Regions from separate parts of the Homo sapiens genome. Here region 1 is linked to region 2. Evidence: chromatin loops called from intact Hi-C (ENCODE). Cell type or tissue: B cell. All regions are shown on one strand. Each heading gives the region's core, and the rest is flanking DNA. Links, peaks and the distances in the headings are about the cores only. Region 1 overlaps BCL11A (BCL11 transcription factor A). Region 2 overlaps MIR4432HG (MIR4432 host gene).

Region 1 (15,772 bases), core at 4,944-12,943, 150 kb after region 2:
TGCTAGTGAAAGGAAACCCTACGGTCAACCAACTCCATCCTCTAGAACATATAAGTCAACAGGGGAGAACTCGGCATGAAGGGTATAACAGAGAATTTCAACAACTCATCCACCCCCTTTGCAGAGTCCTCACTTAACATCCCCTAGCATGCTGCCTTTGTCTTCTGATCAGAGTATTTCAGCAGCCCTCTGTGATCTATAGGATATGGTCCAACTCCTTAAGCCATCATTCCAGAGCTCCACAATCCAACTCCAATTTTCTATTCCAGTCTTAGTTCCCCGTACCCATCAAGGAAAATATTCTGCCCAAGTAAAAATCCCTTCCGTTCTCATTTCCTTCCTGGCTTTTCTTCTTCTTCTCTTACCTCCTGGAATCCTGCTCATACTTCAAGGCCTCAATGAAGGTCTACCTAGTCACCTTAGCAAGAAGAATCAATCTCATCCTTCTCCAACCTCATAGAACACTCATCCCATGCACCACTCCCTGACTCATATCTAGGCCTTACATTGCTGGTTAACCCTCTATGCCTCTAATTAATTTCATGTGTTCCCAATGAGTTTCTTCAATACAGGGACTCTTTCTCCTACTTGCTTCTATTATATTTGAAAGTACCAGCACAGCATGTGACATGATATTCATATATTCTAGGAATTCAACAAATAGCATATAAATGACTGATTTACCTTCCTAAAAGGGAAGTTATTTTTCCAAATATCATTTCTGTTCAAAATGGTAATTTTAACCTTCTTAGCACCCACAAACATTTCCCTTCTGATATCTACTTGAACTTTCAGATAAAAAAAAAAAAGCAAGTTGCAGTAACATGTTATGCTACACAAAGATTAGCATGAATATCCACCCTCTTTAAACAGCCACCCCACACCCTGGAGAAGAGCAAATGTGAAGTTTATGTGCCAACCAGACTGTGCGCCAGGTTGGTAAAGTCTGACAGAGTTACCAAAAAATGACAACATCTTCTATATGTGAAGCCCAACTACGTGGTTGTGCAACTCTATAGCTGACTTTCAACCATGGTCATCTGCAAAGAAGTTAGTCTCAGCCACCTGCGCATCCTCAATGCAAAAAGCTAAGTTCTAAAAACGTATTCTTAATGCTGTTTTAAATGCAGCACTACTAAAAAGGACCTCATTTTGATGCCAGAGGGCAGCAAACATGGACACTTTTGGCCCCCTTCAGCTATTAAGTACAGTAAAAGGAAGTCCTAACTATCATTTGAAATGCTCCCGGCCAGGCGCTGTGGCTCACACCTGTAATCCCAGCACTTTGGGAGGCCGGGGCAGGAGGATCACCTGAGGTCAGGAGTTCAAGATCAGTTTGGACAACACAGTGAAACCCCGTCTCTACTAAAAATACAAAATTAGCCGGGCATGGTAATACATGCCTGTAATCTCAGCTACTCGGGAGGCTGAGGCAGGAGATCGCTTGAACCTGGGAGGCAGAAGATGCAGTGAGCCGAGATCGCGCCATTGCATTCCAGCCCGGGCAACAAGAGTAAATCTCCGTCTCACCAAAAAAAGAAAAAAGAAAAAAAAAAAAAAGAAAGAAATGCTCCCCTCAGTTCTCCAGGCTGGGCTGACTGCCCACGTCAAAACACCCTAGGCATCATCACTCCGTGTTGAGAGCCAAGTGGCCAGGTAGGACCCAACACTACGCAGGCACAGACGTTTTCCATGTTAAGAACCCAAATCCATACAGTCCTTAGCACCCAAATAGGTTCAGAAAAGGCAGTCCACACAAATCTGCCAAATAAATGAAGTTCAGATATTGCATTTACGCTAAATACCTTGGAAATTGAGAGGGAATCTGGAGAGGAAGATGGATGTAGGAAAAACAAAAACCCTCACTTTACAGGAATTCAGCACAGGAGATGCTACATTGTTAGCATCTCCGCTTAAGGAGAAGACATACTGATGAATAAGACTGAGTTGGTGACAGGCACAGTGGCTCTCGCCTGTAATCCCAGCACTTTGGGAGGTCAAGGCAGGAGGATCACTGGAGCCCAGGAGTTCAAGACCAGCCTGGGCAACAGGGAGAAACTCCATCTCTACAAAATTAGCCAGGCATGGTGGCATGCACCTGTCGTCCCAGCTACTCAGGAGGCTGAGGTGACAGGATGGCTTGAGCCTAGGAGATCAAGGCTGCAGTGAGCTATGAACATGCCACTACACTCTAGCCTAGGCAACACAGCGAGACCCTGTCTCAAAAACAAACAAACAAACAAACAAAAGACAACTAATTGGGCTAATGTTTAGAATAAATGTATTTCTAGGGAAGAAAAAAACTTAGTTGGGTACTCCCTCCCCTTTTTACTTTTTGAAGCCTGCTGGAATTCTAGGAAAACAGATTTCCTCCCCTTGCTCTCTCCTTCCTCACATACTCACCAGTACTCATGCGCTTCTCAGACCCAAATGCTCTGCTTATGGTGGATAACCCCATCTCAGTGGGCCTCCCTCTCTCTCTCTCTCTCTCTCTCTCTCTGTCATTACCAACTTCTATAAAATCTCAGAATACAAAGGGCATTCTCATTTCCCTGAAATGTACTTTGGTGCTACCCTGAAAGACGGCTAGAGTCTTGAGGAGACCCAAACAGTTAAAGGTTACAGACAGACTTGGTTCCACTCCAGTGGTGGGTGTTTTGTTTTGTTTCGCTTTAGCTTTATTAAGGTATACTTTACATACAACAAAAGTCATTCATTTTAAGTGTACAGTTGGATTCAATTTGCCAGTTGTATACAGCTGTGTGGCCTCCACCAAAATCAAGATACAGAACACGTCCACCAGTCTAGAAAGCCCCCTCATGCCCCTTTGCTGTCAATCCCCTTCCCTAACCCTCTGACCCCTTCCTTCTAACCACTGAACCCCCACCTACCACCACAGTGTTGAGAATTCTAGAATTTGTTACAAATGGACTCATACAGGATATCGTCTTTTGTGTTTAATTTCTTCCACAGAGCAGAATGATTCTGGGATTCATCCATGGTGTGGAGTGTGTTACTCTTTCATTCTTCTACTGTTGAGTTGTATTCCACCATAGGGCGTTTATCCATTCAACCTATTGGTTGCCATGTGGGTTGTGACCACTTTTTGACCACTATGAACAGTGCTACAATGGACACTGTGTAGATGTGTTTATAGGAATGTATGTCTACATTTCTCTTAGGTAAACATCTAAGGCATTTCGAGAACACAGAAAAGGTTTTGAGTTTGAGTCCAGGGAGCCCTCATTTTGTCATCCTCCAGGCTGCCCCCCTCCCACCCCATTCCCTGGAGAGTTCAACTCCAAACCCTATATCCCAGCTATCTGTTTGGCTCAGCTACCAAATGTCATCCTATTCCGAATAGAAACCTCTCCACTACACTAAGGAAATGATGGGAAGAGACCCCAAAACATTCTTAAAATGGGCATTCATTTGAATCAGGCCAAATAAATTGGACTCTGGGTCAGAGATAACTTAAGTGTGGTGTTCGGAGTCCTAAGAGCCCCCACTAGCTCAGAAATGGACTTAGTTGACCTCCCCCATTAGCAGCATGGAGAGTCAAGGAGATGACTTCTACCTTGCCAAAGGCCTTGGGAAGAAAGACAGCATCAAGGTCTCACACAACACTCCAGGGAGGCAGCTGCTGCCCAGTGCTGTGGACAGCAAAGCTTCAGTGCAGGAAATTAAGATTCCCCCTGCCTCCCCCTCCCCCATCCTCATCAGCTTGGCCATGGCAGGGCTGGGGGATCAGAGGTGAACAGGAAGCAGAAGGACCCCTGGGGGAGACAGGGCCTCCAGTGGGACCAGAGCTGAGTGGCCTCAGGCAGTGGCGGAAGCTGATTAAAGGAAGGTACGGGGAGTGGAGGGGAAGTGGACAAAAGACAGGACAGCCATCTTAGACAACAATGCAAGGGGGAGAAACTGAAGAAAACAGAACAGAGACCACTACTGGCAATAAACAGAGAGAAAGTGAAGCCCCATGGGTGAGGCACACCTACATTACTTAAGAAACCTGAGCACATTCTTACGCCTAGGGCAATAAATACATCCTTGAGCTACACAGGCTAAGCAAGAGTGAGAGAGGGTGATGCTGACAGGCCACATGGGAGAGTGGGAAGACGTGGGCTGGGAGCTGGGAGTTTGGCTTCTCATCTGTGCATGGCCTCTAAACTGGGCAGTGACCATGGCCTGGTCACCTCCCCACTCTGGACCTGGGTTGCCCCTCTGTAAACAAGGAGGTTGTAATAAATTATCTCCAATACCCTAATGTCTTATAAATCTTATGCAATTTTTGCCAAGATGGGAGTATGGGGAGAGAAGAGTGGAAACGGCCCAGAGCTCAGTGAGATGAGATATCAAAGGGGACGAAAAGTGTTCATTCCATCTCCCTAATCTCCAATTGGCAAAGCCAGACTTGGGGCAATACAGACTGGTTCTGTGATGACAAATAACTCCTAGCTCATTCCTAATGATTTATCACCAAATGTTCTTTCTTCAGCTGGAATTTAAAATATGGACTCATCCGTAAAATAGGAATAATAATAGTATATGCTTCATAGGGTTTGTATGAAAATAAAATGAGTGCGTATTTGTAAAGTTCCTAGAGCAGAGTAAGTGCTCCGAGCTTGTGAACTAAAATGCTGCCTCCTGGTATTTATTAGTTACACCTCAGCAGAAACAAAGTTATCAGGCCCTTTCCCCAATTCCTAGTTTGGGTCAGAAGAAAAGGGAAAAGGGAGAGGAAAAAGGAAAAGAATATGACGTCAGGGGGAGGCAAGTCAGTTGGGAACACAGATCCTAACACAGTAGCTGGTACCTGATAGGTGCCTATATGTGATGGATGGGTGGACAGCCCGACAGATGAAAAATGGACAATTATGAGGAGGGGAGAGTGCAGACAGGGGAAGCTTCACCTCCTTTACAATTTTGGGAGTCCACACGGCATGGCATACAAATTATTTCATTCCCATTGAGAAATAAAATCCAATTCTCCATCACCAAGAGAGCCTTCCGAAAGAGGCCCCCCTGGGCAAACGGCCACCGATGGAGAGGTCTGCCAGTCCTCTTCTACCCCACCCACGCCCCCACCCTAATCAGAGGCCAAACCCTTCCTGGAGCCTGTGATAAAAGCAACTGTTAGCTTGCACTAGACTAGCTTCAAAGTTGTATTGACCCTGGTGTGTTATGTCTAAGAGTAGATGCCATATCTCTTTTCTGGCCTATGTTATTACCTGTATGGACTTTGCACTGGAATCAGCTATCTGCTCTTACTTATGCACACCTGGGGCATAGAGCCAGCCCTGTATCGCTTTTCAGCCATCTCACTACAGATAACTCCCAAGTCCTGTCTAGCTGCCTTCCTTATCACAGGAATAGCACCCAAGGTCCATCAGTACCTCAGAGTAGAACCCCCTATAAACTAGTCTGGTTTGCCCATGGGGCACAGTCAGGCTGTTTTCCAGGGTGGGGTGCAGACATTCTCTGCCTGTTGTGATGCTTACATATAACGTCATAACAGACACACGTATGTGTTGTGATCCCTGTGGTTTGAGAGTTTGGAGCTTCCCTAAAAGTCAAAATATTCTCAATGGGCCCTCAATCAGCACATACACACAAAAGGTACCTGGAAAACTGTAATTCTTTTCCTGCTCAAAGACAGGCAATTCAATACCCCTTCCCCCAACCAAAAACCCTTGCCACCATGGGAGCCTGGGGCAGAGAAGGCACAGTGAAGTCAAACTGTAATTCCAGGCTCTAAATGGTGCTGTCATTTTTCTGAGAGTCTCTAAATTACAAGGGTGTTTTCACTATTCTTAGCTATTTTTTAAAACACCTAAGAAACATACTGCAGCTCTGGAAAAGAGAACAAACAAACCAAAGAGAAGGGATCCAGAGGTCACCCTCATATGTGAAAAGTCAATTGATAATGAAGGCTTTAGGATAACCGGAGGGGAGATGATTGAAAGCAATGCACCTGTGCAGGAAATGGATTACGGAAACAGGGAATTGTTCATGAAATCCCAGAAAACCAGAACCGGGAAAGTTCTGGAAGTCGGAAAAACAAATCATGACTTAAGCAATGGAAGTCCAATACACGTTTACAGAATGCCTTGTCCCACGAGGCAACACAGGCTACCACAGATGGGGGACAGGGTGGGAGTGGACCATCCCAGTGGTGTTACTGAGGGGCAAAGGGATAGCCCTATGAGGCAAGTGTCCAGGGCAGAACTGGAGCTTTGTGAAACCATTTCCCAGGCAGAGACAGAGCACTAGGCTGGTGCTGCCAGTCTGACAATAAGTCTGCCATTGTCCTCTGGTCAGCTCTGGACACACAGCAAAAGTGAGTTCAGAGTAGCCTGAAGCAGGAAAGAGGGAAGAGAGGAGGATAACACCTATCTTCCACTTTGCTGCAGGTTCAAGGCAAGGATTTGAGACAGTTACCCCTTCTGGAAGAGCCTGGTGAGTACATCTCTCCTGCCTTGTACAACCCTCTCTCCTCACCGACTTTCTCTCCCAGCAGCCAGCAGGGGCCTGGGCCATTTATGGAATGCAAGCCCTGACCACACAGACTTACTTACATGCCAGGACAGCCACCAGGTAGCCTTTCCCACTCTAGGTTCCACTGTGAGTGCTCTCTCTCTCTCTCTCTCTCACTATGCTCCCAAGAGGAGTCTTACATCAACCCCTTCCTCAAATCTCCCTCACTGGATGTCACAGTCATAGGCCTGAAAAGCAGCATGCAAACTGAATTTTTGTAAAGCAGGACCCATTTCCCCATGGACAGTCATAAGAGATGAGTGAACACAATGTAGCACTTAATTTCTGTCTTCACGATTACTTCACGATAAATCTGGATTCCAAAGGGACTATAAGCTCTCACATGGAAGGAAGCAAGATCTCTACTCCTCCCCCAGTGTTGAGTGGACAGGGAGTACACCGCAGACACCTGTTGGCCAACCAATTCTAATTCCCTTTAGCTAGCATCCCCTAAGCTAGAGCTAGAGCTAGAGCTATTTCCTTGCAGCCTTCCTTTTCTCTAGCAAAGTCCTTCCATGCAGTAGCTAATGACCTGTAAACACTTAATGAGCTAGAGAAACATTCCATTGAAAGGAATACCACTGTGCATCCTTTTGTAAAGAGGGGGGAAAATCTTTTGTAAAACGAAGCATCGCCTTTAACTGCTCTGTTTGATCAAGTCAGATTTTTCAGAATATGAATAGCTAGTATTCAAGCATATATGAACTGTCTTTAAGTTAATCAATCCCTAGAAACTAGCCCTCAGGTTAGCAGGCCAAGGATATATGAGAGTGCTTTGAAGTCTAGACTTAAACTGCCGCTCCTGAATTGAATTAGAACATTCCAGGTAGACAGATTCATGGCCCCTAACATCAGGAATCAGCTAGAAACTCAATCGGCTCTTACCAGTCACTACCTACGTCAGTGCCATATCCTATAATGGTGATGATAATGACCATTATGATGATGATAATAATAATAATAGCTTCCACTGGATGGCACTTTGCACCTTCCAGAGCAATTTAACATCCTTTACTTTTTTTGGAAGGCCTTCAGGTCCAGCCTCCTACTCTTCTCTTTCTCTGAACTATCACCTTACTATAGGCACATATTTCCCCCAAAGGACTCAGTGGCCTCTTTTGTCTCATTTCTCCCTTTGCTGATGATCCAGTAGAGAAATGATCAAAAGGATCCTGCACATTGTCCTAAATGAAACCAAGCTTCCTCTGCAGGATGGAAGTGAGCCAGGTGATAGAAGGGGGAGCCTGGACCCACCGCTTCATTGGCCGAGGATGACCCCATAAAGGTCAGGGTGTTGCAGAGATTGCTATGCACAAAATCCAAGAGGCCCATGGAGGTGGGGAGATGAGGGACCCACCTGGCAGACCCTCAAGAGCAGGGGTCTTCTCTTTGGGGGAGGACATCACTCTTAGCAGGGCTGGGGTGAGTCAAAAGTCTGGGAGAATGGAGGTGTGGAGGGGATAACTGGGTCAGACCCCAAGCAGGAAGGGCCTCTATGTAGACGGGTGTGTGGCTCCTTAAGGTGACCCAGCAGCCCTGGGCACAGAAGTGGTGCGTGGAGATAATGCCAACAGTGATAACCAGCAGGGCCTGTCAGAAGAGGCCCTGGACACTGAAGGCTGGGCACAGCCTTGGGGACCGCTCACAGGACATGCAGCAGTGTGTGCCGACAACTCCCTACCGCGACCCCTATCAGTGCCGACCAAGCACACAAGATGCACACCCAGGCTGGGCTGGACAGAGGGGTCCCACAAGATCACAGGGTGTGCCCTGAGAAGGTGGGGAGCTCACAGCCTCCAAGCATTGCATCATCCTGGTACCAGGAAGGCAATGGGCTGCCCCATACCCACTTCCCTTCCTAGAATTGGCCTGGGACATTCATTATTTAGCCACCTCTGGCACCTGCATTTGTTTTTCAAATTTTAATAGCAAATAGGCTTAGTGTGCTGGGCAGAGCTGAGCAGAGGTGATCTGACCCCTCTACCTACTCACATAAGATCAGTAAAGAGAAGGAAGCAGGCAGATGAGGTGACAAGGGGAGAAACCAGTGAGGTCATCTATAGGTCCAAGTTCGTACAGACCCAGCCAGACTGCCAGTTCTCTGAGGAGCTAGAGACTTGTGGCTTAAGGAAGCCTCTCTGATGGATGTACTAATATGTATGTACCTTATACATACATTTGAATTACCTGTAAATCTTGATCAAACTCAGATGACTGTCCAACTCATCCAGAAACTACGTTTGTCTAATAGAACAGGAAGCAGGTGGTGGTGGTGGGTGGTGGGGGGGCATTGATGAGAGGCAGGGCCAGTGTTTCTTCTTCATTTTCCATTCCACTGATTCTGTCCCCACACAGGCATCCAAAGGGAAGAATGCTACAGCTACAGTCCATTTCTCGCTGGCTTTTCTGGGAGATCACCCTACAATGTGTTCCCCAGTATTCAGGTTTCTGGGCTGCCATTATCTTCTCTGGTCTCGGGGCCCAAGCCAAAGAGCTGGAGAACAGTATCTGGCCACAGAACCTAAGGCCTGGTAGAGCAAGACAGCCATGTGCAAGGCGAGTGGATAGCGCCCTTCCGTCACTCCCACAGAGCTGCAGGGGTGTGACGCCCCTGCCCAGCCATACCCTTCTGGGCCACAGTGCTGGAGGCTGAAGTCAAAGCCCATCGTGCCTTATTCCTTCAGGAGCAATACTCCTGGGAAAGGTTGCACATTCTGTAACTCCTCTAAGTGATATTTCTTCCCAGGGGCAAAAAAGGAAATTAGCCCCATTTTATAGATAAAGAGCCTGAGGCCCAATAGGCTGATTGACTTGTCCGGGGCCACCTAGCCAGCAGGTGAAAAGACTCATGTGTAGCTGACTTTAGAGTCCAAGCTCCTTCAACGTCCCACTTTCTCAAGACAGTGTTTGCCACGGGCCAGGGCTAGCAAAAAGACCCCTCCAACCCCTCATACCTCCCCACCAACCCCATGCAGGTGTCAGTGAGGCCCAGGAACATGAAGCTCCCCGGACCAAAGGGGTGGACAGCACTGAAGGAAACCGCTCAACCTTGAGTGGAGAGGCTGCTGTGAAACAGCTCTGGGCAGCACCTGGGCCACAGCATGTGGAAGGAGACATGTTCCTAAGCTGCCTGGTACTCTGCCATCTGTCTTCTCTTCCTCCTAATCCATAAGCACCAGACCTCAAGCCCCATGTGCAGCTCCGGAAGCTGCTAGACCTCAAGCAGGACTAAGATTCGGAGAGAGCAGCCACCGACCTGGCTCCTCCCAGGCAGGCCAGCCCAGGTGAGCCCCTCCAGCCAGGCACTCACCCCACTGCCAGGCTGTTTACTCTTAGCTGGTGTTTGTCTCCTGTCTGCTCTACTGTAGCTCCCTCCCTCCTCTCCTCCTTTCGGTCCTCTGCCCAGGCCTGCCTGAGGCTGCCTGCCAGTGAGATTGCATGTCAGGGCTTTGCCCTGGGCACTGAGGGCTAGGGTGCCCAGAGGCCTGCGGCTGTGCCCTGGATGGAAAACCAGCAGCCTGCAAAGCTGTGGGGGCAGCACAGGACCTGTGTGTGAGAGCGGTGGTCTTGAGAGTGAAAGTGGACAAGTCAAGCCCAGGCGGGGAGGGGACAGGGGGCAGGTAGGGATAGGGCAGGTGAGGTTCCCGGGGCCAGTTCCCCCATTATGCACTGCCTCTGCTTCCCCGCCACCATTAACCGTGCCTCTGTGGGCTGACAGATGTGCCTTCAGAGAAGGGCAGGGAGCAGCTGGGGGCCTGGCCAGAGCAATCATCCCAGCAGGAACTTACATCAGAGCAGGCAGCCTACCCAAGAGCCAGGGAAGGAAGGAGAGCCCCTGAGAAAAAATGGCAGAAGAATGGAAGGGACTACGTGTATTGATGGAATAAACCAGACACCCCACACTTCCCAACTCCTCAGGACAGGGTTCAGAGCTAGGCTGGTGGCTGCTACACAGAGACAGCACCCTCCACCAGTTAAGGTATAAGACAAGGTATAAGGCTGATGGGCTGTAGGCATCAAACCTGGAACTCACAGTCGGGGCACCTCACTTCAAGCCTTGGTGGATAGGTAAGATGAACACTCAGGCTCCCAAGTTAGACAGATGAGCTGGATCCTTCATCTACCACCAATTTCCTGGCTGTGTGTCTGGGAGCAGCTCTTTAACCTCTCCAAGCCTCAGTTTCTTCACTGGTAAAATGTGTATGATGACATTGTATGGCCAACCTGGGGTTGCTGATGGAACTAGTTAAAAGAGTGTCTGTGAAGCAAGCCTAGCTGGGTGGGCTTGCAAGCATTTCTGGGTCGCTGCATCCTCCTCTGTAAAATGGGAGAACCCTGAACTGCTCAGCCGACCTCATGGTTGACTCACTCAGCAACAGAGGTCTCCACAGGAGCCCTGCCCACATGAGACATCTTTGGCACATCTTCTGAAACAAGACCTGTTTCTGGAAAGTTGTTGGTAAACATCCAATTTTGCACTTATTTATATTATTGTTTCAGAAACACTACCTTCATTCTGCTTTGATTCAATGGCAGCCAATTTAATTCATTTGGTCCAAACCTGTAGTGCTACTTGCCAGAACAAAATGGAATGAGCCTCATTCCCTGCCCTCAAGGAGCTCACAGTCCAGTGGCTCTGTCTTTAATATCTATAAGAGCACAGGTAAGTGTCACAGGAAGCCATGGTCCTTTGGGGGAAATGAAGAACACTCTTGTAATATGATTAATCACTTCCAAATACTTTACCTGGTTTGTAAGTTCTCTTTCGGGTGCTTCCCTGAGTGGCAAGAGGGAAAGGCCTTTTGCAAGTACTGACACCGCTTTCTTTTTTTTTTTTTTTTTTTTTGAGACAGAGTTTCGCTCTTGTTGCCCAGGCTGGGGTGCAATGGTGTGATCTCGGCTCACCACCTCTGCCTCCTGGGTTCAAGCAATTCTCCTCCCTCAGCCTCCTGAGTAGCTGGGATTACAGGCATGTGCGACCATGCCTGGCTAAGTTTATATTTTTAATAGAGATGAGGTTTCTCCATGTTGGTCAGGCTGGTCTCAAACTCTTGACCTCAGGTGATCTACCCACCTCGGCCTCCCAAAGTGCTGGAATTACAGACGTGAGCCACTGCGCCCAGCCTTACACTGCTTTCTTAATTACAGCAGTGTGCTCATCTCACATAAAAATTTAAGACGGGAAAACAGGAAGATGCATTCTGAGAAGTTATATCAGCCCCTCTGCCTCTCTACATTCCAAAACAGCCTTTTATTCTAATTATTTTACTAGTGAATTATGGAATAAAGTAGTATTATGTTTCTTTCTACACAACTTGTGTTGCACTAGGTGAAATCTCAGGCTAACAGAGCTTCAGGGAGGAAAGGCCAGACCAAAAATATGCCTCACTCCACAGAGAAGCTGTACCACCAGAAGTCCTGGAAAACTGAGAGGTTTGCATGTTGTAACAATGCAACTCAAGACTATCAGAATGATATGAATATTTGTATAGATACTTATCAAAGCAACAATCAGAGATCAGGTCCCTCCAAATGAGCTTACAGTTTATGATCCTGCTTTGTAAAAGCTGGTGAAACAAAATGATGGATAGCAGATTTGCTGAGCTCCAAAGTCAGGGAGTAGGTAAACAGTGTGAACGTGTCAGCTCCCTCCTGGCTCTCCTCTACATTCTGTGAGCAAACGGAAAAATAAACCATCGGAAAAAGTCTCAGCCTAATAAAACTGCACAGACAGAATAACTTCTTCATCAGATTCAGAAGAGTAGCAGGGGGTTTCTCGCTAGCACAGATTTGAGCTCTGCCATCACACACTTTGTACATACAATTCTGGGATCTCAGGTATTGCTCCTAAAGAAAGAGCCAGCTTCCTTCTCTTATCTTCCTCCAACATCCAAAAGCAGTGTTCACACCCAATCCCATGCTTTCTAATATTAAAATATGAATTTAAGAAATACCAGTGAAAAGAGATTTTTTAAACCAGAAACTCTTTGTGTTGTAATGTTCTTGATATGTTAATAAAACTGTTTTCAATCATCATCAGAGAAAAACAAATTTACCTCTGATCATGGTAGCACAGTAGAGCAGAAAGAGCACTCAATTGGTGATCAAAAGAAATAAATTCTAGTCCTGTCACCCAGAAACTATGTGACCAGGGGAGGTACTTAATCTCTAAGAGAATCAAGTCTCGAGTGGGTAAAATGAGCTGGGGAAGGAGTGAACCAGTGAGAAAGAACACTGGTCTGTCTGGGGCTCCCAGAAGACACAGCCAGACTTCTTTCTTGCTCTTGTCCAAACACCTCCTTGTCTTTTAAGGCCTGGGCTGTCTAGGGGGATGGCTACTGGCTTGGAGCAAAACCAACGTGTCTGTCATCTTAATACACACGGAATGTGTTGAAATGAAGGTGTCTGTGTGGAAGGGACAGACCCAGATCCACTCTGCATTTGTCCTGGCAATGGGAGCAGGAATGAGTCCACCTTCTCTAAACCTGGTCACTCCTAGTCCCAAGATGGAGAAGCCACATCACCCTTGATCATGTTAGCCCCATTCTGCAGCCTCAGGAGGCTCTGACCAGGTGGAAAGCCAGAATGGGGTCCAACCAGGAGACCCAAGACAGAAAAGGCAGGTGGCTGCAAGGAGCCTCACTTCTCCAGGCATTGTGACTTTTTATTAAAAACCCTTACCCATGCCACCCACCGCAGCCTGGACAGGCATTCCAGGAGCCAGACATGTCCCTGGAAGACAGTAGGCTATTGCTTCCTCTGAGCACTGCAACAATTTTCTCTGGACCCTCTCCTCCACCTATTCACAGATGGGGCATAACCCTCCCTCCTATCCATTAGATTGCCCAAATCTGGGAAAATAATGTGTGGCGCTCAGGTCTGAGTGCAGACCAAGCTCCCAATACCAGTGGCTCTTTCAGGCTTACAAAGCCTTGGTGGTTTCCACACCCAGCAGTTCCTACCCAGGACTGAGAAGCCCTCAGCAAACACCCAGATGGCCCTTGTTCACCCTCCTGGAAACCTATAGCTGCCAGGGAAATGTGACATTTTGTGAGGACTAATTTAACCCGCCTAGAAGATTTAGGAGCCAAGATGCAACCCTAAAGCCCACTGCAAGGGACAATATTCTGGATCTTTTGTCAGAGCTTTATTATTTTAATAAAATTTTTATATTAAACAGCAATTCACATTCATCTAAACCTCCTGAAAATTGGTTATTGGCTGCTTCGTTGATTCTAGAAAAAAAAGAAAGCAAGAAATGCAGGAAAGGAACGAGGGGGCAGAGAGGGAATGAAAGACACTGAGTATTAAGGCCCAACCCAGCCAAAACCCCATCTGCTAGAAGCCTGCTGGAAGCCTACATGGCTTCGAGCGGCACATTCTGAGAACTCTGAAGAGTACCACTCAGCCGACACTGCCCCCATGACATAGGGCCCTGGTCTCCTCTTTGACTCACACTTGCCTGGCAGGACTCCCCAAACAGAACAGAGATGCTCAGCCGGGCACAAGAGAGCAGGCCCCAGGGCTCATGCTGCACTGTGGTTTCCCCAGCAATTCCAGAACTGCTGCCTACCGGCACGCATGCAGGATCAATGATGAAGATGCAGTACCTTCTGGGTCTGCCTGGGTCCACCCTTCCTTTCTTAGTCACTGCAAGATTTCACCCAGCCCAGCCACCCACTGAAAAGGCAGAGGAGGCCACCTATCTGAATGCTAGGATATGACACACTTGAACCTTCCTCCTGGCCAGCCTGCTCTCCCAAAGAAGGAATAACAGAACAAAAAAGTCAACCTCTGACTACTTCTGGTTTGTAAATTTATACCAATGTTCTTCTTGAAGTGGGAGCTCAGCATCGGGACACCCAGAAAAAATAATCTCCAAGGCAAAAAGCAAATAGCAGAATGAGTCTGCTGAAACAGCCAACTCTGTCTCTGTCTCCCCCAAGCCCTCCTAGTCAGAACGTTCTCTCAGCATTTCAGCAGGTACTGCTCACCTGGAAATACAGCTGATGTATTTACTGAGAAGCTTCTTCAAGCTTTCTACTGGTGCTTAGGGACAATGCCAATCAAGTCTTGAAATTATATAGAGAGGTGGAATATCAGGTACATATCTGTCCCTGAAAATGCTTAAAAGATCAAACTGATTCCTATCACATGCCTCCCCTACCAGTGAGCGCCCACCACTAGCTTCCTTGCTCCAAACTATTAAAACAGAGCGTCCCCCCAAAAAAACAGCCTTCTGCAAGCCACAACTTCCCTACCCTGTGTGCAGGCTGTGGAAGCGTGGGGTGGACCCAGAAGTATAAGGAGTTCTGGATCAGAATCCCTAGTCTACCCCTGCGGCTGCATGAGACCAGACCTGCCATTTAACCTCTCTAAGCTTCAACTACCCTTTCTCCTGCCTCTTCACAGGGTTACTCATGAGGTGAGTCTCAATTTGACAATACTCCTCAAAGGGCTTACTCAAAAAAAAAATGTGATTTTATCCGTATCCTCATTACTAACAGCACAATGGACATTCGAAAGGGATGGGCCCAATTTTTCATAAGCCAAAAAAGCTAGAGGATCGGAGAGAAAAGAAGGGACGGATACTCAGAAACGGCTTCAAGGGTGTCCTTTGGCACCCCATTCTTCCAGATTGTTCCAAATGCCTGCTGCAGTAATAACAGCCCCAAAAGAACACACCACTTTGTCAGGACTTGTAGGTGAAATGTGTTGGAGCAGCTGTCAGCTTGGGGAAAATCACTCATCAGGTAGTCAGCCGAGTGAGGCTGCCTTCAGCTGGACAAACACTGCATCCACACAGGGAACAAGCGGGTGCTTTCCTGTCCTTCCCTTAGGGGCCAAACCAGCCCTCTTTTACCTTCTTGTCCAACCCAGTGGGCCTCTCTCCCTCAAATGCATACCTCCTTCTCTTTCCTCCAGCTCCCTAAGCTGTTGTTCAGGGCACAGACAGCTCTTCAGGCTGCCAGAGCAAGAGAGTTAGGAAATAACGACCCCTCCACATGCATTCCCACCTCCCGGAAGCAGGGGACACAGCTGGCCACTCTGTGACGGAGGGTGGGTAACCTCTCTACCTGGGTCTATCATTTTAGAATAAATCATTCGTGGCTGACTCTTAAATGGGAAGGGCCAATTACAGATATCTCTGAGAACAACTCTACCTGAGGGAGGGGGAAATCCCTCCCAAAACAACGGTGGGCAGAAAAATCTGCATCCCGTAAATACCCAGAAG
Region 2 (15,772 bases), core at 4,700-12,699:
AAAATCATATCAAAGGATCAAAATAATATTCTCTGATTGCAATAGAAATTAGATATCAATTATAATTAGATATCTAGAAAATCTTGTAATATTTCAAAATTTAAGTAACCACTTCTATATAACCCATCAGTCAAAGAAGAAAAAAAAAAAAGGGAAATTAGAAAATATTTCCAACTGAAGAATAAAAAACATACAACATAAGAAAATTTGTAGGATGCAGATAAATCTGGACTTAGAGGAAAATTAGGGCTTTAAATGTCTATATTAGAAAAAAGGACTGAATCAAAGACCTAAATTTTCACCTTAAGAAGCAAAAAAAGGTCAGGCACGATGGCTCATGCCTGTAATTCCAGCACTCTGGGAGGCTGAAGAGGGAGAATTTTTTGAGGCCAGGAGTTCGAGACCAGCCTAGCCAGCATAGTAAGACCCCATCTCAACTGAAAAATAAAAAATTATCTGGGTGTGATGGCACACACTTTTAGTCCTAGCTACTTGGGAGGTTAAGGCAGGAGGATCACTTGAGCTCAGGAGGTAGAGGCTGCAGTGAGCTGTGCTCATGCCCCTGCACTCTAATCTGAGTAACAGAGCAACAACTCAATTCAAAAAAAAAAATGAAGCAAGAAAAAAATAACAAATTCAAGGCAACATTAAGTAGAAGAAAACAAATAATAAAATTTAATAGCAGAAATAAATACATCAGAAAATAGACAAAAAAGTTAAAAGTTGGATACTTGAAAAAATTAATAGAACTGATCAATTTTTGGCAAAATCGAGCAAGAGGAAAAAACACAAATCACCAAAAGCAGGAGTAAAAGAAGAGACATCACTGCAAATTTTAAAGATATTAAAAGAATAATAAGAAGATTTTATAAACAAGTGGATGCCAAAATATCAACAATTTATACAAGATGGAAACATTTGTTGAAAAATAAAATGTACCGGAACTGAAGTAAGAAGAAATAAATCTAAATGGTCCTATGTCTGTTAAGAAATTAAACTCATAATAAACTACCTACCAAGAAAAACTATCCAGGCTCAGACAGCTTCACCAATAAATTATGTAAATATTTAAGGAAGAATTTATACCAATCTTAGATAAGCACTTTCAAAAGTTAGAAGAGGGAACATGTCACCAGTTGTTACATGACATTCATATAACTCTGATACCAAAACCTAACAAAAACATTGTGTAAGGAAATTATATCCATTCTTACCCCTTTTATTCAGTATTATACTAGAAGTCATAGCCAGTGAAATAAGCCCAAAAAAAAAAAAGAGAGAAAGAAATATAACACATGAATACCAGAAAATAATTTAAACCATTGTTATTTGCAGATAATATGATCACATATGTAGAAAACCTTACGGAATCAATTTAGCAAGACCAAAATTTTAAAAGTAATTTAATTTTTATGCAGTACCAATAAAAAAATGGACAATAATTTTTGTATCCCATTTACAATATCATCAAAAAACATTCAACATTTAGAAATAAAAATACTGAAAACTGTACAGGGCATAAAAATATTGCAGAAAAAAATTAAAGGTAAATAAATGTAGAGATGTCATGCTCATGAAGTGGAAGACAAAATATTGTCAAATGCACATTCTCTCAAAATGAATCTACATATTCAATATCATTAAGATCAACATTTCATGTGCCTTTTTGAAAAATTCACAAGCTGATTCTAACACTCATATGGGCAAAAAATATCAAAAACAATTTGAAAAAGAATAACAAAGTTGGAGGACTTATACTACATGATTTTAAGGCTTACCATAAAGTTGTTGACACCAAAGGGAACAAAAGCAGTCTATCCCTACTGATTCTTACCAAAAATATAGATTAATGAGCAAAATAAATGTTTTCATTATTTTAAGCCAAATATGTGGGATAGTTTGTTATGCACCCATAGTTACTGGAACATTATCAAAAAAAAAAAAAAAAACCATTCTGTGCAACAAAAGACACCCTTAAGAAATTGAATTGGCAGTCCACAGACTGGAAACAAATATTTACAATACAAATATCTGACAAAGGACATGTATTCACCATACATAAAGAATGCCTACAAACCAAAAATTTCAAAACCAACACCATTAAAAAAATAGGGAAAAGACTTTTTTAAAATATCACAAGATATACAGAGTCAATTAAATACGAAAAGGTGCTCAAAATAATCATGAAAGTGCAAATCAAAATCATAATTTCAAACCTACTCGCATAATTAAAATGAAAATCACTGACAATGCCAAATGTTGAAGTTAATACAGAGGACATAAAACCCTCTTATACTGCTTGGCGCAAATATAAAATGGTACAACCACTTTGGAGAACTGTTTGGCTGTTTCCTGTGAAGTTAAATAGACATCTACCCTATGACCCAGCAATTTCACTACTATTTACACATGAGAAATGAAAGCAGGCTTCCAAAAAAGACTTGTAAGAGAATGTTCATAACAGCTTTATTCATGATAGTCAAAAACTGGAAACTACCCAGCTATGCAAATATAGGAGAACAGAAAAACAAATTATGGCACATCCATACTATGGAATACAATTTAACTGTATGTATTAAGAATAAACTATTGATTCATGCAAAAACTTGGACGCATTTTGAAAACATATTTCCAAGTTAAAGAAGCCAGACATTAAAAAGTATGTATGGTATGACTCCATTTAGGAGAAGTTAGAGAAAACTAAGATGATAAAAATTAGAAAGTGATTGACTCTGGGGAACAAAGGAATTGACTCTAAAGGGATATAAAAGAAATTTCTGGGATATTCTATAACTTTTTTGATCACATGGGCATATACAATCATCAAAATTTATTGAACTAAACACTAAAGATCTGTGCATTGTATTGAATATAAGTTATACTCAATTAAAAACTGGAAAGAGCTGTTTTTTTTCTAAGCTGTGTAACTCATTGGTGCTCCAGCAGCCCTGCTGTGGGACCCCCTTTAACAAATACCTCTAACAAAGATTACTAAGGCCTCCCTGTCCATCCCTCCCTCTGCTTTTCCACAGACCACCAGCCTCCGGTACAGCAGTACATGCGAGCACATGGACATGGGGCAGGGCACCAGGGAGAATGGCAAGACACACGATGAATAGACAGAGCCCAGCAGCAGGTCCAAGTTTGTTTACATGTGATGCTACTCTGTGCATTCCAGAAGTACTAGTAAACATTGCAGTGGGGCTGAGGTCATGAATTCTGCAGGTAGGAGTAACAAGCCAGTGAAATGTGTGACTTCATTCATACCCTTACACCGGTGGGTCAGGTTATATGAGAAACCTGAAAAGGTTTAGAAACTCACTCCAATGAGATGACCCCTTACTGTATGTACTTCGTAAGCAACCATCCTCCCCACCTTACCTACTACCTCCTCTACCCAACTGAAAGTTCTAAAACTCATTTCCATCATGTCTTGCATGAATTCACAACATTATTTTCCAAAAGTATATATTCCATAACATTTATAGATACTGATTATTAAAATACAAGTTCACCTAAATGCATTACTGAGTTCATTATATATTTACTCACATAGTAAATGTTTTAAAAGTAGAACTTCTATTGGAGATGTCACAATTTCTTTTTTAATTTTTTTTTTTTTTTTTTTTTTTTTTTTGTGATGGAGTCTCCCTCTGTGGCCCAGGCTGGAATGCAGTGGCATGATCTCAGCTCACTGTAGCCTCTCCCTCCCAGGTTCAAGCAATTCTCCTGCCTCAGCCTCACAAGTATCTGGGACTACACACCACCACACCTGGCTAATTTTTGTATTTTTAGTAGAGCTGTGGTTTCATCATGTTGGCCAGGCTGGTCTCGAACTCCTGGCCTCAAGTGATCCACTTGCTTTGGCCTCCCAAAGTTCTGGAATTACAGTCGTGAGCCACCACACTCGGCTGGAGATGTCAGAGTTATTTTTAATAAGTAATTTTCAGGGGGTTCCTTATACTTGGACAGATACATGGTGTCTGATAGACCTGGATTCAAATTCTGACTCTGCAACTTCCTAGTTACATGACCTTGGGAAAATTACTCAATTTCTTTGACCTTCAGCTTGTCATCTGAAGAAATAGAGATAATGATAGTCCCTACCTATAGCAACTTAAGAGGATTAAATGAAATTAATGAAGGCTTTAACACAGTGTATGACACATAGTATGTGGTCAGTAAATACTAGCATTATTCAATAAAAACTGCAAGGTATACTTAAAAAAAAAGTCCAAGACCTAAGGACTAAATTCTGCTCCTGTGTCCCCACTTCTCCCCACATGATTTGAACATGTTCTTTAACTCTCCGGACCTCCATTTTCTCATATGCAAGATGAGAAGGTTGAGGCCAGCTGTATCAGTGGCTTCAACACCGTTGAGTACCTTTCCTCTGGCATGGAACAAGATGCCCAAGGATGGAAATGTTTATCCTACCATCAACACAATCTAAACTGCAGCAAAATGCCAAAAAACACCAGGGCCAGGGTGACCACAGCTGCCACCCCCTGCCAGTGGCACAGGAAATAAAGAAATGACCCAGGAAAATATCTAGTAAACAGAGATCTTGGACTGTTGAGCTAAGGATAGTCTCTTCCCTTGAGACTGGCAAGTGAGTCAGAAGTTTGTTGGTTGTTTTGTCTTGTTTTGTTTTGTTCTAATCCAAGCAAAGAGGACCTCAGGGATAGGAGAGGAATGAGTCTTTCCAGTGTGCCTTTCCACTCCCATTACTACCTCCTAAGTCAGGCTTTCAGAATCTCTTCTTAGGACAATTGTGAGGGACTCCTAACTTGTCATGCTGCTTCAAGCAACCCTTCCTCCAGCCTATCCTAGATAGCACAGCCAGAGCTGTCTACCCAACGCACAGCATGGATATGCTCTCTCATGCTCAAAATCCTTTCCCAGTGCGCATTAACACTAGACTCGTTCTTCCCTCCACCCAGAGTACCTTCGACATTCTGATCCTTGAAGCCCCAGATCAATTCCTACTGCTTCCAAGAAGCTCATCCTCATGAGTTCTTGGATGAAATAGGGAGTTCCCACTCACTGGAGAATTTCAAGAAGAATGACTCAAGCACATGCTCAGGAATCTTTATTGGTTCTCCATGTTCTATTGAATTAAAAAAAAAAAAAAAAGCTCAAACTGACAGTCAATACAATCTACAACATATACTCACCCAGATTCCCACCCTACTATTCCACCCTACCTGGCCTAGTCCCCTGCTAATCCTGAGAACATGCCTCTATCTCTATCTTTATCCATATCCCTACCACCTGGTACTCCTGTCCTCCGATTGTCAAAACTTGACCCCTCCTTTGAGATTTATTTCAAATCCTAACTAAACTCTGCTGCTTTCCCTAATTCTATCCTCCTTCCAAGCCCTTTAACTCCTGTGTTTCTTGTTTTTCCCTAGGAATCAGAATCTCCTTGGCACTTCAGTCAAGGGTACACTTGGAGAACATAAGGCCATTGAGACAGGGACCGACCTATCTGTGCATTGTGACCCCTAGGTTAGCACTGTCATGCCATAGCATTTAGGAATTATTGAGTGAGGGACTCTCGAAGGTCCATGTCTTGGCTGTTGTACAAAACACACGAGCATTGAATGGGAAGTTGGACAAAATAACGCCAACAGTCTCTTCCAGTTCTGGCCTTCCAGAAACCTGGATCAGCTCTATGACATCTTCTGAACTCTGCTTTTCCCAAATCCCTTTGGCCCCTTGCCACCCAATTCACATTTAGTTGTCTGGGTTTTTTGTTATTGTTTGTATTTAATGTTTTGCAAAGAAAATGCATTCACATAGTTCAAAATAATTTTGTAATTAAAAGGTACAAAGGACAAAAATCTCACCCCCACCCCATCACGTAACTGTTTAGTTAACACTTTTATTATCTTTTTATATCCTTCCAGATTTCCTTTACGCAAATACAAATATATGTTCTTACATTTTATTACACAAACAGTAGCTTGCATGAGGTTGTTTTTGTAATTGATTTGTGAGTTAAATTTGCTCACCAGCTGCAGTGAAATTGCTGTGTTGGGAGGGTCCTTCAAAGCTCCTTTATGCCCTACTATGCCTAGCTCAGGGCTAGGCACATAAAAATGCTTAAATAAGTGCTTCTTGGTTGGCTGCCCTTCCATAACCTTCTCCAGTCCTGCCTGGAGCTGAAAGCACGTGCCCTACTTACAGCTCCAACGTGTGAGGAGAGGCCCTGCACTCTCACTTCCTCAGACACATTTTTAGAGAATCATCTGAGCCCCGGGGGCAACGATGCAAGTTTCCATCTGTGGTATGCCAGGCCTCCCATCACCTCAGCCTTTCAACTTGGTGGGAGAGAAAATATCATGGGCTAGGAATCAGGAGACTTGGATTTCCTGCAGCTGTGTCCCCAACTTGCTGTGCAACCCTCAACAAGACACTCATCCTCTCCAAGCCTCGTTCTTCTCATCTTTAGAATGAGGAGATGGCCCAGGTGATCTTCCAGGGATCTGCCCACACCAGCACGGCCCTCAGCCAGTCCCTTCCAGCCTCAGCTGTGCAGACATTGTGTGCTATGGGGATGAGGGCCACTTTGCACCCAGGAAGGCACCTGCACTCCCCCTGGACCTGTGCCCATTAGCGTGTTGATCCCAGCTAAAATGGCACAGCCTTGCCACAGTCACACAACATTGCATGAGCATCTTGGGGCAACAATTCTTTCCCCTGGGGCCACAGGCCCGGGCCCCAGAGGCAGCTGCCTGCCCGAAGCAAGACTTAGCCTTTCCTGGTAAGTCAAGAGAAGCCTAAGTGAGGTCTCCTTGATGATCCAGATATGGATCCCATGACACCTAAGGACACATCTAGGGAGGCTAGACTACCCACCGATGTAGGCTTCAAGGCCAGCACTGCTCTCACTCACATCCTTGAAGCAGGTGGCACCAGAATGGGGAATTGTGTGGTTCCCAAGAGCCTCTGTGGGGGAATTCCTCTCCATTCCTCTCTGCCCGACTGCCCTCCTCACCTGCTTCCACCTGCTGTTAGAAACAGGAGAGATGTGACCTGGAAGGCACCTCCAAGACCATCTGGTCCACCCTCTTTGTCTACAGATTCAGAAACTGAGTCCAGAGAGAGGAAGTCACTCACTTGGGGCATGCAGCTGCCTGAGTGAGGAAACAGTCTTCAATGGCAAGCCACTCAACACGTCTCAGAGAAGCCAGCCAGGGCTCCCTTCCCCCTTCTGGAGGCCGCGTCCGCACGTCCACAGTGCAGCAGGTGCCCAGCCAAGACTCTCGACTCAGGGAACAGGGTGGGAAAGCTTCTCAGGGGGAGCAGCCAGGAACACCGGGTGGTTGACTCAGTTCTCTGCACCAGTGGCGAAGGCTGGCTGCCAGCCTGCCTCTGGGGGCTTAATGTGGGTATAAACTTCTTGCAACTGTTGTAAGCAGGACAGGCAGGGAAGAGATGAAGGTGGCAGCGTTGTCTTCAGCTGACCAGTGTTCAGGCTGGAACTGGGAGTCGGGCCTGAATTCAGACCACAAAAAAAAGCTATTGTTAGGAGCCCCGTTCCCTATTAGGGATAGAGATCAGAGCTTGTGGAATTTACTTCTATTGAGTGATCCCCACTTCTCTCTGCCTGTCTAAATCCTCTCTTCTTTGAAAAGCAGCTCAGAGCTGCCTCTTTCTTGAAGCCTTCCTTGCCTACGAACACCCCCATGCAGTCTCCATCCTCTGAACAGCTTGCAGCATTTCCTTCAGGAGGCATCAAGGAACTGGGCACCCGTCATGAGTTCTGGGCTGCCGCTTAGATTACGCATGTGCCTGAGGTCATGGGACCAAAGGCTGGGCGTCTTCAAGAGGAGCAGGATGTTCTACCCCTTTAGTGCCCTCCGCAGCCCACGGCCCAGCAGAATACATAAAAGGTGTGCAATAACAACTTACTTGCCTGTTGACTGATTCCAGTTCCTCCCCCCAAAGGACAGCGAAGCCAACCACACACTCTTGAAATGCTTGTTTCTCCTGTCAGACATCCCTCATGTCCCCATGCCAGCACCCCCAGGCAGTTCCACGGGGAGAGGAGTGTAAGGTGGCAGAGTTGCCGACTGGGCTTCTGGAACTGGCATCAGGCTTGAGGGTCGTTTCGGTGGACTCCACACTGCCTCACGGACCAGGTGCAGCACAGCTGGCTAGGACCCGTAAGTCCTGCCTTGCATCCTCCCTCCCATCATTACAGCAACACACACACACACACACACACACACACAATGTCCTCATGTTTTTCCCTCTTTGGCTGCCCCTGAAGCCTATTTCCACTCAACTCCTCCTCTATGGATATGTTCGGACATGTGTAATTTATCCCAGGGCCCTTTCGGACTGGAGTTAATCTCACATCCTAGTCTACACGCATCACCTGCCACCCAACTCGTCCCCCAGGGACTCCCTCCAGCTCTGGGAAAGGCCAGGTGACAGCAGCTCTCACACCGGCTCTGGTGTGGAGAGGGGTCAGAGTAAGTAAAACCAGAAACAGAGAAATAGCAGCAGTAAAAGCAAATGCCACTGTGTTGCTGGACCTCACGGAAGCCCCTGCCCACATTTAGAAAGATCCTATAATTTCCAGACCGTCCTGGTCAATAATAATCCGAGAGAAACCTTAATGTTTGATTTCTTCCTCGTTGTGATTTGTGGCTTGTGGAGCTCAAGATCTTTGAGGCCAAAATGGTGTTTTTGTTCATTAGGCAAAGTTGCAGGCCCAGGCAGCAGCGGCTTTCTCCAGTCTGCCCCCGCCTGGCCCCAGCTGAGGCTCAGGAAACCTCCTTGGCAACGGCTAAGGGTCTCACAGTGACATTAACCCAGCCACATTCCACACATGTAATATTCCCGAGTAGTACTTAAGCTTGTAAATCCATTTTTTATGATGCAGAATTGTACAGCATGTGCAACGCGATGCGGATGTGTTAACATCACCGTGAGAAACTTAACTTTTGAATATCCTTGTTTTGGGAGGTACACATTTTACAACTTCAGCAACATGTTACCAAACATTTCTTACACAGTTACTTCCATACAAGGTTCAAGGTGGTTGGTTATATTTAAATATAGAATTTCCCCCTACCTGATCACACTGAACAAATTAAAAATGGCTCAATTATTTGCATCAAGTTCTGGGTTTCTTACTGACGCCCTTGCTTCCCTATTGTAGCTTTGAAATTAGACTTTTAATTGTGCTTGTGAAACAAAAACACAGGAGGCCATTTTCATTGCAGAACAGAAAGTTACAGGCAAAGTTAAATGCACCTGCATTTCTTTCTTTGTTGGCTGGGGGTAGGGTAAGGAGGGAGGAGGAAGAGAAAGATTTCTATTTCAATGTCTCACTTCAGGTCAGAGATTAGAACTTCCAAGCTCTGTGTGAACAGGGCACCTGCTCACCTTCTCTGGGCTGTGATTTCCTGCTCCAGCACCAGCGTGCTTCAGCATTGACAGAGGAGAAAAACTTATCCAAGTGATTTGGGCAAATATATCTGATTATCACAAGCCCTATTCTCTTTCTGTTGGCACTGATCGGGAAATGTAATTCACCACCCTCCAGTGCCATAGTCCATGGAGTGGAAAATTCTAAATTCAAACCTGTTCCAGGTCAAAGATTCTTATGTCAAGGCAGAAGAATAGAGCACAGTTTAGCAACTGATTAGCTTCATTTATAAAGCTAATTGATTAGCTTTATTTGTTAATTGATTAGCTTTTATTTGGGTTAAACAATTTAGTCATGTGACAGGTGGATGTCCATTTCTACTCTTATTCTACTCTTCTCTTGATGGTCGGCTGGCTGACCAGTTCCCAAAACACACTCTTTGCTTCAGTCAGGATGGCAATCCCACAGACTCACTGTCTCATTCTTCAACTACACCACCTCCCGCCTAAGCCTCGTTCTTCTTGGCCCTTCCCCAGGATTGCTCTCCAACCCCTTCCCTCCATCTTTCCATCCTTCCAAGCCTCATTCAGCCCCAGTTCCTCTCTGAAGCTCCCCCTGATACCTTCCACCCCTCACAGACCTCCCTGCTCTCTACACACCTGTAGTGCTCCCAGCATATGCCACCAGCTTTGCCTTGTGGAATGACTGTTTTCATCACCTGGCGACTTGTACCAGCTTGTCTCTCCACTCTTGTAAACCTGTGGGAGGGCCCCTATCTCATGTGTCTGTGCATTCCAAAGAATGCCTAAGAGGGTGTTGCACTTAGAGCTGACACTTAATAAATACTTGCCTGTTTGGGGAGGAAAATTGCAATCAAAATTTTAAATGCACTTGGCCTCTAACCTACCAGTCCCTCTTCCAGGCATCTAGCCTATGGAAACACTAGCCCACTTATATAAAGATGTATGTTTAAATGAGTTTATACATGGAAAAGGTTTAGAATAGGACCCCACCCACAGTAAGCACATTATTCAGGATTAATGGTAGTTGTTGCTACTGCTATTGTTGAGAGGTTCACTGTAATATTGTTTATAATAGCAAAAATCTGGAGCAAACCCAAATGGCCAGAAGGAAGAGTATCGTTTTTGAAAATGATGCTACATCAGTATAATTGTAGGTACATTTTAAAAAGAATTAAATTTATATATACTGAAATGGGGAAATGTCCCCAGTATTAATGTTTATCAAAAAAGCAAACCACAGAACAACACTTATAGTATGATTTCATCTTTTTAAGAACTAGGTAGTAATATGTATATGCACTATACATATTCATGGCAGCAGCATAAAGTCATAACTAAGAGCACAGATTTAGGACTCAAAACACTTGGATATTGATCCTGGCTTCACTGCCTACTACCTACGTGAGCTCCAGAAAATTACTTAACATCTCAGTTTCCTTATCTCTCAAATGGGGAAAACAGTCATATTGCCTCAGAGGACTGGCACAGGGACTAAATGAGTTCATATATGTAAAGCACTTAGAATTGTGTCTGGCATGTCCAGATTCCCCAGTAAAGGTTAGTTCTTACCACTGTTATTATCTGAAAAGGAAAAAAGACTGAAAGGATATAAACCAAACTGTTAACAGTGGTTTCCTCTGGAGAGACAAATTAGGAGAAAAGGAAACCTTCTGGTTTGGTTTTGTTTTACCACAAGCAGGTATAACTTACATCATATAAAAATACCTCCTATTTGTCAGTAGCATGGCAGGTTTGATTCATAAGGACAAACTGCTACCTGAGATGTAATGTAAGACGTCAGGATGCAGGCCACAAGCCACGGCTTCCCCATTTCTAAATCCTGATTCTAATTCCAATCCACAGCCAGAAAATTAAAAAATAAAAGATGTTATCACCAGCTGCTGCCCCACGCATACTCTGCAACCCCACAACATGCTGAAAAATGGAGAACATCTGTTTTAAAAAATGAAAGCATCAATTACTATTTTAAACGGGAAGAAAGGGAACAGGAAGTAAATATGGTGACAAGTGTATTTTTATTCATGCATCTTGACAGCCAAGGTAGGGTCTAGTGCTGCTTTAATAATCATCTTCCTGTAGTAGAAGATGGTTCAAAATACCATAACTTTCCTACTACTCCCTTTCACCTGGCAAAATCCTCGTCTTCCAAGACACCTTCCCAGACAACTCCAGTCTGCAGCATTCTCTCCCTACTCCCAACTCAGAGAGATTCTCTGCCCTCCCGCATCTGGGTGGCTCTCCTTCTGGTGACTCATGTCATGATTTAACATAAGCACCACCCAAGGCCCCAGAGTGTGGAGAACAGGAGCCTCTCTGCCTCAGGTTTCTGTGTCCTCCACCACATCTCATGACAATCCCGTCCCACTGGCTACAACAAAAAATCTAAAGTCCTTGGCCCGACACTCCAGGCCTCCCCACCATAGCCCCACACTCTCCACCAGGTCCTCTCTCTTTCTGGGGATGCAGTCAGACTGGCCGAGTCCCTGTCCACCACCTCCACCTTTTGCTCTCCATTGCTTACTTTTTTTTTTTTTTTCCTTTTTGAGATGGAGTCTTACTCTGTCACCAGGCTGGAGTGCAGTGGCGTAATCTCGGCTCACTGCAACTCTCACCTCCCAGGATCAAGTGATTCTCCTGCCTCAGCCTCCCAAGTAGCTGGGACTACAGGTGCGTGCCACCACGCTCAGCTAATTTTTGTATTTTTTTAGTAGAGACGGGATTTCACCATGTTGGCCAGGATGATCTCAATCTCTTGACCTTGTGATCCACCCGCCTCAGCCTCCCAAAGTACTGGGATTACAGGCGTGAGCCACTGCACCTGGCATTCCATTGCTCACTTTTGTGGCCACTTTCCCCTTATATTTGCCATCTCTATGCTGTTATCAGCTTGCTTTTCACATACCCACCTCTCGCTATTCCTTCAGGCCAACTTATTATAATACCCCCAAGTCCTGGTCCCCAGCCAATACATAAGGATCTATTTCCCCCACTCCCCTCTGCACCCCTCATCCTGTGCCTAGCAGAAAACCCAAATCACACAAGCCACCCTCTGAATGGGTAGAGCTTGTCTCTTCAACTGGATCGCAAATTCCTGGAAGGCAGGATACGTGTCAAACTTGCTTCTTTTCCTTTCTCAGATTGGGCATGAGTGGAGTGGAGCAAAGGCTTGGAGTTGAGGGAAGGCGGAGTGAGAATCTTGCCCCAAAAGTTTAATGTGGACTTTCATTTAGTAGTTATATCTATCTGACAGCTCGCTAACTTTGTATGGCAACACTTTCTTATTTGTCTTTTCATTCATTTTTCTTGCTGGGAAAGAAAAAAAAAAAGATAGTTAAAAATTAAATCCAAAACTTTCAGCTCTGATAAGATGAATTTTCTCAAAAGCCAATAATTCCACATGGCTCATCTAAAATTAGAGAGAAGTGACCAGGATTTTTAGTTGACTGGCTTTATAGTAGATGCAAGATAGTCAAAATCTATTTAAATGACTTTCTTAGGGAATTGGAGCAGCAGGCAATGTATCAGATGCCAGAAGTCCATTTAAATATTACACTAAGGGAAGGGAATTAGTTTGGTCAAGCTGCTAAAATGAATAGGCAGGGACAGAAATGCCCTGGAGAAGTGCTGGGTATTTCATCTTGAATCTATTTGAAAGATAAACACATTTATTTACTAAGTTTAGTACTTCAACTATTTTCTGGAATCGGTATTTGTACAAATCCAGGCCGAGCTGGCCAACTGGAATTAAAAAATGACCAGGACTAAAAAATTAATTTGACACTCCTCAATTTCCTTGTTTAGAAACACAAAACAAAGTCCTATTGAAATTGGAGATATATACAATATTTCAGTCTACAACTGGAAACTGCTGCTGTGCACCGGCAAACAGCAGCTCTCAGCTCCTCCAGCCCCAACGTGCTTGCCATGGCGGTCCAGGCTGCAGCTGTTTATGAGCTTAAAATGCAAACATGCTAACTTTTTTCTTCTGCAGGAAAAACATGTATTCCCACTGACACCTACTGCTGTCTTACAGATGGGCCTAACGCTGAGATTTCAAACATTTTACAGGAAATACACGGACCCACACTCCCTGAGCAGGCCCCGTGCTACCCAGGCACTTTTTAAATTGCTTTTCCAGTAGGATCCCAGGAAAAGGTTCAGTTTTGCCACCACCTGCACAAGGCCAGGATATGACTGGTTTGACAATCTCTAACCTCTGCATTCCTGCAGGGGTCCTCCGGGTAACTCTGCCCCCCACCCAGTTAGTGACCCCTTATGGACTCTGGATTGGGTGTTTGGTAGCCTGAGTTTCCTATGGCCAGCAGAGGCAGGAAGACCACACAGTATCAGACATAACATCTCACAAGATGAGGTGTGGCACAACATCCCAACTGTGCTGGAAACTGGGGCTGGCTGGTGAGGATGTCATTTAATGGATGAGCAACTCACCAGCCGGTTTCATTATTGAATGCCTCCCTCTGGCCCCTGAGTAACGGAGCTCTCGCTGGCAGGCCTGGCTCTTCCCCATAGTTCTCAAAGGTTATAGAACCCCCTTCTTCCCTTGTAAACTCTTTCAGCAATAGTCTTCCCTGCTCCCCCTATATTGTCAACACATCATAGCTGAAGCCTCAGTGGAATACCCCATCCAATTTCCCATAAAATGGGACATGAAAATAAACACACATATTGTATGTTGGTTTACATTTCCTGCACAGACCCAGCAGGGGCGACAGGAAAGACATTAAGGAAACTATTTCTAAAGCAATGGGCTACATTTTAGCCAGAATACTCTCACTGACCCTAAAAAGAAAGCCATTCAGATGGCTAAAATCCCATATAATTCTTTGAAAACGCTCTTCAACATTCCCATTTTAATTTCCAAAATCAATATGGCTTGCTAGTGCCCCATGCTCCAAGACAACAATTCATATTGATGGGGAGGAAGGGATGAACATTTTTCTATTGAATGGAAAATTTGGTTATTTTTAAGGACATTATTCCAAGAGAGAAAAAGGTCTTAAGTCCACTGCACCTGACAGAGTATTCTTTTGTTCCTAGAAGGCTGGTTTCTCTTGACATCTCTGCCCTCATTAAAAAAGCATATCACAGTTGTCACCTTTATGTTTTCAGTCATGCAGTTTCAAGCCCCAAAACAGAATGTTGTCATTTATTTTTCTTCTGAAGAAATGGCACCCTGCTCACATGCATGCATGCTCAACGCCAAAAATCCGAGAGGACATTCCTGTAGCACCTCTCTAATTCAGAGCACCTGGCAAGTCTGAGTTAGCGAGTTGTCTCAACCAGGGGATAGTAAAGGCTATTTTATGTCTTCCACGTATATTCACTAACTAGGTAATAATCACTTGCCATTAGCACATGAAAATTGTGCGTAAGTGGTGCTGCTGAAGAGCTAGAAAACAGTTTGTTCTCAGGTAGGTAAATGGTCCCTCCTGCAGTCTTGTTCACACTGTTAATTTGCTGAGCAAACCCTTTCCTCAAGGACTGTGCAAACACCGGTTTCGGGCTCCATGTTAAGGAAGCTCACAGGCAGTCCTCTGCCCCCTTGAGACGACAATTCATCTTCCACCACAACAAAGCCATTTTGCCACACCTAAGAACCAAAAAAAAAAAAAGAAAAGAAAGAAGCATTGCATGTAATATCATTGTCTCTATCAGCCATGGCCTTCCTTTGGTAGGGGCAAAATATTAGTCTCACACTCCAGCCACAAGGAGAAACTTGACACATCCGAACATTAAACTTCCTTCCAACCCTGCCCCCAACATGCCTGCCTTGCTACCCTAATTCTTCCCCCTCTCCCACCCCCAAGTTTCTGCCTATGAGGAGAGAAGGGTGAGGAAGTGCGGATGTCTGCTTCAGGGTGCTATTTGGGGTTTCATCTATTCATGCTTCTCACTTAGCACCCACTTGCCATGGAGGGGCAAGATGAGCCTGGGACCACTACCTTTGAGGGTTGGCCAAGAGTGGGCACCCTGGATCAACTCTTCTCTGGCCTCAAAGAGAAATTTCCTCTTTGCCTGCTCTTCCCTGAGGATCTGTGCTTACTCTTGTTCCAAGAGAGAAACTTGACAGACCAAGATCAGAGTGTGGGGCTAAGGACTAAGAGGACTATTAGACTGCTTTGAGGCTGGCTTTGAACCGGAGGGTTAAGGGAATCCTGAGACCCATGCTGGTGCAGCAGATTCAGCGGGAAAAGGAGTTTCACATCGAGCATGGGGTCAAAGCCCTGTGGAAATCAGGAGGCCTTTGCCAAGAGCACATACTCTGCATGTCTTTCTTGAGCCTGATCTGGGATTGTGTATTTGGGATTTGACTCATCAC

The links. A loop is a pair of places that touch in the nucleus more often than their neighbours do. Peaks named below come from ENCODE experiments on the same cell type or tissue, not always from the same donor. Only the 100,000 strongest peaks of a DNase experiment are listed, where the experiment ranks them.
Region 1: a loop joins it to region 2, with 2.5 times the contacts of the local background. A loop is called at or near these places in 2 of 110 quality-filtered maps.

Annotation. Positions count from the first base shown.
Region 1 is chr2:60,490,144-60,505,915 of GRCh38, forward strand. All of the region lies in intron 2 of BCL11A (BCL11 transcription factor A), which reads right to left. Among named protein-coding and RNA genes, the nearest start is that of BCL11A, 56 kb to the right of the region's middle. RefSeq lists enhancers at 3,263-3,764, 3,765-4,264, 6,818-7,427, 9,851-10,060 and a silencer at 9,141-9,210. In B cell, for the core only: no CTCF peak of the experiment used is centred there; DNase peaks (open chromatin) are centred at 8,788 and 9,734; H3K4me3 peaks cover 1,095 bases; H3K27ac peaks cover 8,000 bases.
Region 2 is chr2:60,344,806-60,360,577 of GRCh38, forward strand. MIR4432HG (MIR4432 host gene) reads right to left here. Exons shown (of 2, transcript NR_132992.1): 2 at 14,411-15,043. Among named protein-coding and RNA genes, the nearest start is that of MIR4432, 35 kb to the right of the region's middle. RefSeq lists enhancers at 6,797-6,876, 7,647-8,146, 8,627-8,706, 8,847-8,896. In B cell, for the core only: no CTCF peak of the experiment used is centred there; DNase peaks (open chromatin) are centred at 6,216, 7,146, 7,816, 9,146 and 4 weaker places; H3K4me3 peaks cover 3,441 bases; H3K27ac peaks cover 8,000 bases.